Linked DNA regions of Mus musculus: region 1 is linked to region 2. A link is a loop called in an ENCODE intact Hi-C map of the cell type or tissue named here. Cell type or tissue: heart. All regions are shown on one strand.

Evidence for each region. Peaks named below come from ENCODE experiments on the same cell type or tissue, not always from the same donor. Only the 100,000 strongest peaks of a DNase experiment are listed, where the experiment ranks them.
Region 1: a loop joins it to region 2, with 5 times the contacts of the local background. A loop is called at or near these places in 5 of 42 quality-filtered maps.

What each region holds. Positions count from the first base shown.
Region 1 is chr1:186,014,606-186,019,605 of GRCm38, forward strand. No RefSeq gene overlaps it. Among named protein-coding and RNA genes, the nearest start is that of Lyplal1, 100 kb to the right of the region's middle. In heart, no CTCF peak of the experiment used is centred here; no DNase peak of the experiment used is centred here; H3K27ac peaks cover 879 bases.
Region 2 is chr1:186,719,521-186,724,520 of GRCm38, forward strand. It overlaps Rrp15 (ribosomal RNA processing 15 homolog (S. cerevisiae)), which reads right to left. Exons shown (of 5, transcript NM_026041.2): 5 at 1,566-2,026. The coding sequence ends at 1,883. Among named protein-coding and RNA genes, the nearest start is that of Tgfb2, 16 kb to the left of the region's middle. In heart, CTCF peaks have their summits at 399 (motif pointing left) and 2,645; a DNase peak (open chromatin) is centred at 2,621.

The DNA of each region.
Region 1 (5,000 bases), 700 kb before region 2:
GCTGCAGCACCTTAAGCATCTTTGAAATCCTCTCTTCTGAAACGCCTTGTGGATACCTAGAGCATGAAGATGTAGAAGGATGTTTGGGATTTTTGAAATGATGCCCCCTCATTTGTTTCCCTTGAGAATTAGTGGGGGGAGACAGGAAGGAAGAATATACAGAAGGGAGATAGTTCATACATCAATATGTTTTTATTCCCTTTGTAGCTAAATGGCTTGGTTGTTCCATTTGCTGTGGTCCTGTTGTTCAAACGCATGACACATTCATGAGCAGGGTACATAATGGAATGATTTGGCTATTTTAGTGGCAGGGTTGAATTTAAATCTTCATATCTTCTTTATGTAGCCCTGCCCCCATCTGTTTGTTATGTTTACCTCTCCAAGCCTCAGTGTCCCCAACTCTAAAATGGCATTCATTGAGTGGTTAGAGGCATTTGTCATGATCCTATGTGCATTATTTGGCTCTGCATTTTGTTAGCACCAGGTAAAAGTTTACTATAATGACCATGAGCAATACGAGTTCCTTCTACCTTCTCCATTCCTTCCTGAGGATTTCAGAAATGCCATCCTGACATATTGAAGTCGCTTTCATAAATCCATTAGTGAAAATCACTAGATTCCATTGATGATGGAAACTAAAGTCTTCAAACAGTCCAATCAATGCCAATGAAAAGCCACAACAGCCATTTGCAAGCTAGGCTCTTCGTGACTGTGTGCTATTTCTCCATTCAGGAGACCTTCTCACACTTCACGATGAAATTGTAGTCCTAAGAGGCTGAGACAGGGTTTCTGTCTGAGATGCCTGCCAAATACAATCATAGTATCAAAAAATGGCCCACTACTTCTCCCCTCAGAAACACATGCTGGATCACACTCAGTGATTGCAGCATGCTACAGAGCAAAGTTGAATACTGGAAGCATGCTAGTTACTGCATTGAACTATCTCAGCAGTTGAGCTAAAGTTTGCAAACATCATAAATATAATTTCAACCATTCCACAAAGCATCTCCTTGGGACAAGGCCACTGTGAGTCTTGTGTGGGTTTTTCAGTGCGTAGGTAATTATTTAATAGTAGAGACAGAAGACAGATTTTCTTCCAGTCGCGAGCTCACTCCTAAGGTCACAAGTGAAAAGTACAAGAGAAACGGAATCCAAAGTAAACATTTCTTTGGATTATAAAGCATTTCTCTGAGGGCACCTAGGTTCATAAGAAGGAATTCAGCTTCAAACAAGGAGAAATCTAACTCACATTTCCAAACTATTAGTGGCCATGACTAGGGTCTGTCCGTTCACACCGCCTGTCCACTCCTCAACCTCAAATACATTTTCCAAAGACGCTGGCTTATGAACCACATTCCTGAGTCCTTCTGACTTGTACTTCAGTTGCTTGAGAGGGGCGAGGAAACAGTTACAAACTATCTGTAGGAACAGCCACTAACATGGTTGGCCAGAAAGTTTCAGGGAGAGAGCCAAAACGTTTCATTTGTTGTAACCTATGATGTCTTAGTAAATATTAACTCATGTTGGAAATATGCATGGATTTACTTCCCTAGGCTGTTTGAGCCTTTTAAATCATACGTTTTCTAAAATAAAAAAAAATTTAAGAAAGACCTTTAAAGGTGACTCATAGAAAAAGAGTGTTTGGTTAGTGTCTCTCCTCCCCCTCACCCCCAAGCTACCTGTCTTCACACTGATGTTTTCATTTCAAGACTCTGTCCCTTTCACATATATGCTTGGGTAATGGCTAACTCCCTCTGCAGGTGTCTCCAAGGTCCCAAGTGTCTGCTTGAGTAAGAGCCCGGGCAAACAAACCATTGTGCTAAGAGTGCTTCACCTTCCTTTCCCTGTACCCCACTCATGACAACTCTCTTCCCGACTACCTTAGCATGGAGATTTTAACCATCCACTGAGATGCTTAGCCTCTAGGAATAAGAATAAGAGCTGGGACCTGACCCAGAAACCTGAATGAACTCCTGGAGTCTTAAAAGTTATTATTTCATCCAGATCATTTGCTCACACAATTCTAGAATGTGGGGCGCATTTTTGTGATACCCCATGGGCATAGAAACTACTTTGAAATTCAGAAAATCCTTACTGTGTGAACTAGTTTATCATCATACTGTATTTTATATTGTATTAATGCCAACTGGGAAGATGAAGGGCAAGAGAACTGAAGAAAGAGAAAACACTGTAAAGGAAATCACTGTCTACCAAATGTTGCTGGGAATGTGTAGCACAGCAGTCCTTCCGTGGGAAAGATGGGCACTGGCCGAGAGCTGGGAGGTTGGGTGATATAAAAAAGGCTTGGGGGGGGGGAGATGACACTGCAAAGACATTTAGCATGACACAGTAAGAGTTCTGTGTTATATTGTATACGCCTTGGTGTGTAATATATGTATAATGATCTGTGGAACAATGACAGGGGCAGGGGCAGGTACAGCTTGTGAGATAACTGGGGGAAGGAACAGAATAACAGCAGTGGCTCTGGCAGTCTTTGGCTTTGAACTAAGACACTGAAGAGAAGTAGAAGGAAGTGGGCATGCTAGTGTCTCCGAAGTGTAAAGTTAGCATGGCATCGTGACATGCCTTTAGTGTTCTATGTTTCTTCTATTCTTGTAAACTAAGCTCCACAGAAGAGGCAAGCTTATTGAGTATCACAGACCCTGGAAGCTCTCAGGAATGGCCAGTGCAGGCTCACAGGGATGGGCAGTGCAGGCTTTCAGGGATGCCAGTGCAGGCTCTCAGGGATGCAAGTGTAGGCTCTCAGGGATGGGCAGTGCAGTCTCTCAGGGATGAGCAGTGCAGGCTCTCAGGGATGGGCAGTGCAGGCTCTCAGGGATGAGCAGTGCAGGCTCTCAGGTATGCCCAGTGCAGGCTCACTCACAGGGATGGCCAGTGCAGTCTCACTCACAGGGATGCCAGTGCAGGCTCACTCACTGGTTTGCCAGTGCAGGCTCACAGGGATAGGCAGTGCAGGCTCACTCACAGGGATGCTAGTGCAGGCTCTCTGGGATGCCAGTGTAGGCTCTCAGGGATGCCAGTGCAGGCTCTCAGGGATGCCAGTGCAGTCTCACTCACAGGGATGGGCAGTGCAGGCTCACTCACAGGGATGGGCAGTGCAGGCCCACAGGGATGCCAGTGCAGGCTCTCACAAATGAGCAGTGCAGGCTCACAGGGATGGGCAGTGCAGTCTCTCAGGGATAGGAAGTGCAGGCTCTCAGGGATAGGTAGTGCAGGCTCACGAGGGTGGGTAGTGCAGGCTCATAGGAATGACTAGTGCAGGCTCTCAGGGAAGCCAGTGTAGGCTCTCAGGGATGGCCAGTGCAGACTCACTCACAGGGATGGCCAGTGCAGGCTCACTCACAGGGATGCCAGTGCAGGCTCTCAGGGATGCCAGTGCAGACTCTCAGGGATGGCCAGTGCAGGCTGTCATGGATGGGCAGTGCAGGTTCTCAGGGATGGCCAGTGCAGGCTCTCAGGGTAGGTAACAGGTGTCATAGTTTTCTGCCCAGAGCTGAGAAGGGCTATGGAAAGCCTGGCTTTCCCATGAGTAGAGAGCTAGTGCAGATATTTCTATAGATTGTCACGAAAAAAAAAAATGAGCTCCTTCATTTAGGCTTGAGATGAGGGTTTGGAACCAGGAAAAGGTCCTCCAAGCTCCAAAACTCCCAAGAAGAAGGCTCTGTATATATCAGCAGTTCTCAACCTTCCTACTGCTGTGACCCTTTACTCCTCATGTGGTGGTGACCCCAAGCATAAAATTATTCTGTTCCTACTTGGTAACTGTAATTTTGCTGCTGTTGTGAAATGTAGTATATTATATCTTATATTCAGGATATCTGATCTAAGGCTCTTCAAAAAGTCACAACCCACAGGTTTAGACCTGCTGATATATACACATTGCTGTCCATTTCCTCCTCTGCACAGTAGATGTTTTTCCCCTAAGCACTGCTTCCAAGAACTCTTTCCTCCAAATATACTTGCTACTAGTTTTCATCAATCTCATTGCCAGGCAGCAGGCTGGTGAGGAGGCTTAACTTCAATTCTGTGTGTTAGGTATTGTGCCAAGGGGAAAAGCATCACAAAAGATTGGAATAAAAAATGATGCAAAGGTGGGTCTTGAGAGACAATAATGAAGTGCTTCAACCTCAGGAATAATGCCAAGAGAAAGACATGTCTGTAAGTCTTTCTTATCAAAAGAGGGAGTTTCTTATAGCTATCAGACAAAAGTACTGGAGGAGTATGATGCTGCCGCTTTTTGGGTGCCAGGGTCATAATGGCACAGGCTATTTTCACTTGAGAACAGAAATTGACATGATGTAAATGCCAATTCTGGAATAATGGGCACCTGTGAAAAGAACGGAACAAAAACCGGGGACATTTTTGCGTTTTTAAAAAAATCTGTAAGGATTTTGACCATTAAGAGATGTCAGGAGCAAACACTGTGGTCTAAGGACTTAACAATTCTGTTAAAGGTAGGTGTTCTTCTTCAGACATGGATGGGAAGTGCCTAGCTTTCCAGAGTCTGACTCATGGGGGTCAAGACAGACATAGGTGAGCGATGAAGTTCAAGGTCTCATCCATTCTGTCAAATGACTCAAGACTCATCCTTCCTGGCCTGACCCTTGATCAATCTGTTCTCATAAATTCTCCATTTCAGTGATCGCCCGAGCCACAGAATGAGAAAATAGCTTGGCTGTCCATCCTTCAGGAGTCAGTGCACCAAACTCACAGTTCTATGATTGGCTTGCAACACTTAGAAACTTGAAAAGACTTTAGGGACAGGGCAGAAGAGATGCGCTTCCAATAACACAAAATAGGCAACCAACATCTTTTCCAGGGGCGTCGTTTTCTCTAGACCTGAAGTCATTAACCTAGGCGCCATATTTGAAATACAGACTGTTTCACCCAATATTAATTCCATTCTTAATGTCTTCTGTATCAGCATTCCTAAGCCATTTGTTTCTGTACATGCTGGTGGCGCAGTCATAATCAGTTAC
Region 2 (5,000 bases):
ATGTTCAACTGCAACCAGCTAGGTAGGCTGGAAAGCAACTGAGGAAGACATCTCTATTTACCTCTGGTACACACACACACACACACACACACACACACACACACACACACACACTGTCTCACAACTACCTGTAACTCTGGCCCTGAGATCTCACTCCTTTGGCTTTCAAGAACAATACATTCATGCCCACATATTTAAGAGAGAAATACAAATACAAACAAAAATAAACAAATGTTTAAAAACAACAGCCGTGGGGCTGGAAGGATGGCTCAACAGTTAAGAGCACTGGCTGTTCTTCCAGAGCTCAGATTCCATTTCTAGCACCCACATGGAGGCTCACAGATTCTCTGATTCTCTATCGGGCAACTGACGCCCTCTTCTGGCCTCCACAGGTACTGAATGGCCACGGTGCATACACAGAGGTAGGCCATTTACTACACCCATCTCCCGCACACTCAGTAGCTGGCTGTGGCGGTGCACACCTGTTTGCGAAGCTGAAGCTGGATGATGGAGATTTCCAAGACTACCCTGGTATCTCACAAGTCCGACTCAAGAGTTAGACAGACGTGCTCCTCAGCATCCCCCTCGCACATACAGGTTCTGTTTCAGTATTTTACAACCAAGGCACAGGGACTCTAAAACCTATAAGACATGTTCACATGACAAAGTTACGTCATGAGCTCTCTTACAAGTGGCACTGTGGTCCAGGGGCAACTTGATTCTATGATGGAATAAAATCCCTTCTGAAAGAAGAAATTTGTGAACATTCTCTTCCTTGTGTATGCTTTGAAAACTGGGCTCAACTTCCTGAAGTTAACTGAAGGGCTAGAGAAGTCAGCTCTGCTTCCAGGACAACCTGTTCATCACAGGCAGCTGTGCATGCCCTTTTGTTATCCACGCGGGCTTCAGAAGCTGCAAAGACGCTGTGTGCTGCATTAACCTCCGCTCAGCAATGTCCCATTACTTAGCATCCCTGGATCACTACCGAGAAAGCTTGCTCACAGTTATTTAGATTAAAATGACAAAACCACCAGCCACACAATTTAATATGGCACTTACGTTCCCGAGTGAGATGAAGACACAGACACACACGCACCTTACGGCTTTCCTATAATAAGCATTCAGCACCATGCTACGAGCTTCACTCTGACAGGGGCCCCGTAGTCATGGAACATTTATAGCCCTTGATTTGGCCTGAAAACATAAACCTCCTGCTCCAACCCAGGGGCAGGGTTGGGCCTCAGTGTAGAGCAGATCCAAGTGTGTGCCATGGGTGGTCGCAGGGCTCCCTTCATGGAAAGATGGAGAGAGACGGGTCCTTCTCATGAGAGCGCGTCACGCTCAATACCTACTTCCCTTACAGACTTGGTAACTGGAGCCAAGTTTCACAGAAATAGTGGAGGAAATCACACAGCTTCACTGGTTTTCTAGAACTAAAATAGAAAAGATAACAATTTGAAATTTTATGTACCTTTTTCTTAAAGGCTTAGCCACACAAACCAACGGCACCAATCACCCACCCTCCGTGACAGACAGATCTATGGATCTGAGCAGGGAAGCAGAGATTTCATATCAAATTCACTTTAATTATAAATGGGACCGCACTTTAGAAACCCTGATGGATGATGGGCATGTGTCCACAGCAAAGGATCCTAGAAAATTGCAGTTTACTGCTCAAGAAAAAAAATATTTCTCTGTACAAATATTTTAGAAAAACAGGTTAAATTTCTGTAAGAATTAAAAATACAGCTTTAATACAGTCTGCACCTGAGGAACCCTAGAGCACAGGTTCTCAGGAAGTCCTAGCATTTGGCAGATGGCCATGCGCAGGCTCCCAACCGTCGGGTCATTTGCAGCGGAGCTGGATGCTCCCGTCTGCCGCTCAACGGCTGGCTGCGGCCTCTGCCCTGCCACCAGCAGGCTCCTCGCCCTCGCTCTCCTTGTCCCAGTCCTTCATGCTGGCTCCCATCATGAAATCATCTCGCAGAATCTTCCACCCTGGGCTCTCTTCTGATTTCACTTCAGTCTAAGAAAAATCACAGAACCAAAACATTCACAAATCAATTTAACCATAAAGAAAATTTAAAAATTATATACTTCAAAACAAACTTTTCAATATGTACTTTGAAATGAGATAAAACCAAAATAATATAAAATTGATTTTATATTCTGTGCTCATGTATATACAAATACAGAGTAAAGAAAAAATTTCAATTCTACCAATGAAACATAAAAGCAAAATAATTTAGAGTTGGGGAAAATACAGATTTGGCATCACTTTTAAAAATATTTGGACAACATTAATTAACCTTTGGTGGTACCTTATTAGAAAATCCTTGGCAGTGACTTTAATGGAGCCTAAAGTTTAACCCCAAGCGCACTGAAGCGAGAAGCTAACTGGCACTGTGCAGCTGCTTGAGACAGTGCCTCTTCCAGAGTCTGTAGCAGCGCGGACATACAAGGTCTCACTGCCTGACACAGTCACGGAGTCGGGAACTAATAAAGCCCAGGAGTTAGAAGTAACTGAAGCAAGCAACAAACTCAGGAGACAAGTCATTCCACGCAGCCACGGGGTAAGACCTGGAGCTAAGGACACACGCCTTCCTTTGTGGAACAACAGCACCACCGTGTGGCAGTCGTGTGTACTGCAACACTGACGTGACCAAAACCAAGTCCTGTTCTCACAACCACAGGTAGTCTGCAAATCTATCCCATCTGGGGGCTGTGTCTATGTAGCAAGCATTTTTTAAAAAGACACCAAAATGTCCGCAAGGTTTCACAAGCTAATTACATAACTGTGCTACAGCTTGTTTATTTTTTAGGAACCTATTTATGTATTAAGAGGAAAAATGGACCGCTTCTGCCTTTGTGGGATAAAAAACTAAATCACAGCTTGCACCCAGAACAGCCGGGAGCCAGGGAGGCAGACAACTGCATAGACTGGGAGCTGACTTAGTAGTTCACGTATCGACACCGGCTGCAGTGGAACCAGCACTGGGGACTAGAAACACTCGTGTGGTGTGAGACCACGACAGTGGAATGCTTGTCAGGTGAGTGGCCGGGCCCTGTTCCCCACTGACTGCTGGACTCTCTGGAGCGGAAGCTCCACAGCTATTCCAGGTTTTCTGACTCAACCCCATGCTCTTGCTGGCACTCAGGACCAACAATTACAGCAGGCTGGCCAACTTAACTGCTCAAAGCTTTTGATTAAAGTAGTAATTTGAAATAGGGTCTCATACTGCAAACCATGTTAGACTACGACTCATTACTGTATGTTGCCCAAGCTGGACTTCAACGCGCAGCAATTCTGCCTTAGCCTCCTGAGTGCTGGGATTATAAAAATGAGCCATCATGACCTGGTTTCAATTCAGTTTTTTTTGGTTTGGGTTTTAAATTTATCAACAATACAATTTAGAATTATAAAAGGCAGTGAAACAAGATTGCTCAGTCTTTGAGAATCAGGAACAATAAATAGATTGGTACTCCAGATAGTCTGAGGGCTTTCGAAATTATGACAGTTTAAGCATACTTCATAGTCTGTAATTTGAATAGCTAAAATTCTTGTTTAAATAAAATACAGCAGGTTTGGCCTAATGGACTAGGCAAGGAACTCTCAGCCTGGAATTCAGGTTCACTTTGGTTTTAAAGCACCCATTAGACATCAAGGATGGCCAACCTGGAGTGAAGCTGAGGAGAAGGGAGGCAGGTGAGAAGGTAAAACTGAGACAATCACACAGGAAAACAGACAGACAATAGAAGACAGTGTGAAGTAGAACCCGTTCAGGAGGCTCCTTAACTGCAGTGCAGAAGAGACAGCCAAGGGAGAAGAAAGTCTCCAGGCTCAGCGTGAAGGAAAGTTCCAGAACAACCTCATGCCAGGCCTATGGAATGCAGTACAGCAGTGACTTCACAGGGCACAAGCAGGCAGAAGATCCCATCACCAAGCCACAACCTTCCTGCCAGCACTGACACAACCAGTAAGAGTGAATGGAGACACGGTACAAGAACCAGGACACTCGGGTGCTAGCTAATATGGGAGCAACCTCGGATGGCACAGCAATGCATTTAAATAGCAGAATGGTCACAGGGACACCCTGAGGGGCGATGGATCCCCGCAGAGAATGGAGGCTTCTATAAAGAATACCTCAGTAGGAATATAGGAAAGTGTGGAGACCCTGGCTTATACGCTGCTCAGTGGCAAAGAGCACCAAACCCTAGCTTTGTACTAAAATAAGTGAGTCTGGGGTGAAATGTGACTTCCAAGACTACATGAGTGCAAAGAGACCTTACAAGGCAGGACAGCAAAACAAGAGACAAACAAAACCAGATGGCTACACTGTCATTTACAGTCCCAGATTCCCTCTAAGTTTCTCAAGAGCATCTGTCAAGGAGCCCTGCTGGTCCTATTACTTACATTTTATCATGATGACCCTGCCTGCCTGTTGTGGCTGTCTTTGCTGTATTACTGAGTCGGTGTGTGCTGGCTAGACCCTCTGCAGCACCACATTTCTGACTCTCTGAGTGCCTGCCAGGTGGGAATATCACTCCATATGACGAAAGGGAACGAGGGCTCAGGACATGAAGCCTTTGTTCAAGCATTCATGAGCAAGTCAGCCCTGAAGCACAGGCCAAAATCCACATCTCTTACACACGCTGCTCTACTACCTGTTACCTCCCATCAACAACCCAGCAGAACTAACGCTAAAATACACAGAAAATGGTGTACAATTGTCTCCTGTATTCCATGCCGGCTTCAAACTTAACTGTGAAACAAGACTGGGCCAGACCTTCTGATCTATCTTCCTGCTTCTACCACTGCCTGTGGGTTACAGGCACGAACTGCAGCAGCACACATGGTTCACACCGTGCTGAGGCTAAGCCCCAGGCATTTGTGCATGCTGGTCAAGTACTCTGCAGGCTAAGCTACATCCCTTAGACCTAACTTCCACAGAAGTCCTAAACTAAGCAGATTACACTGTTCTTCTGCAAGTCGATCTACT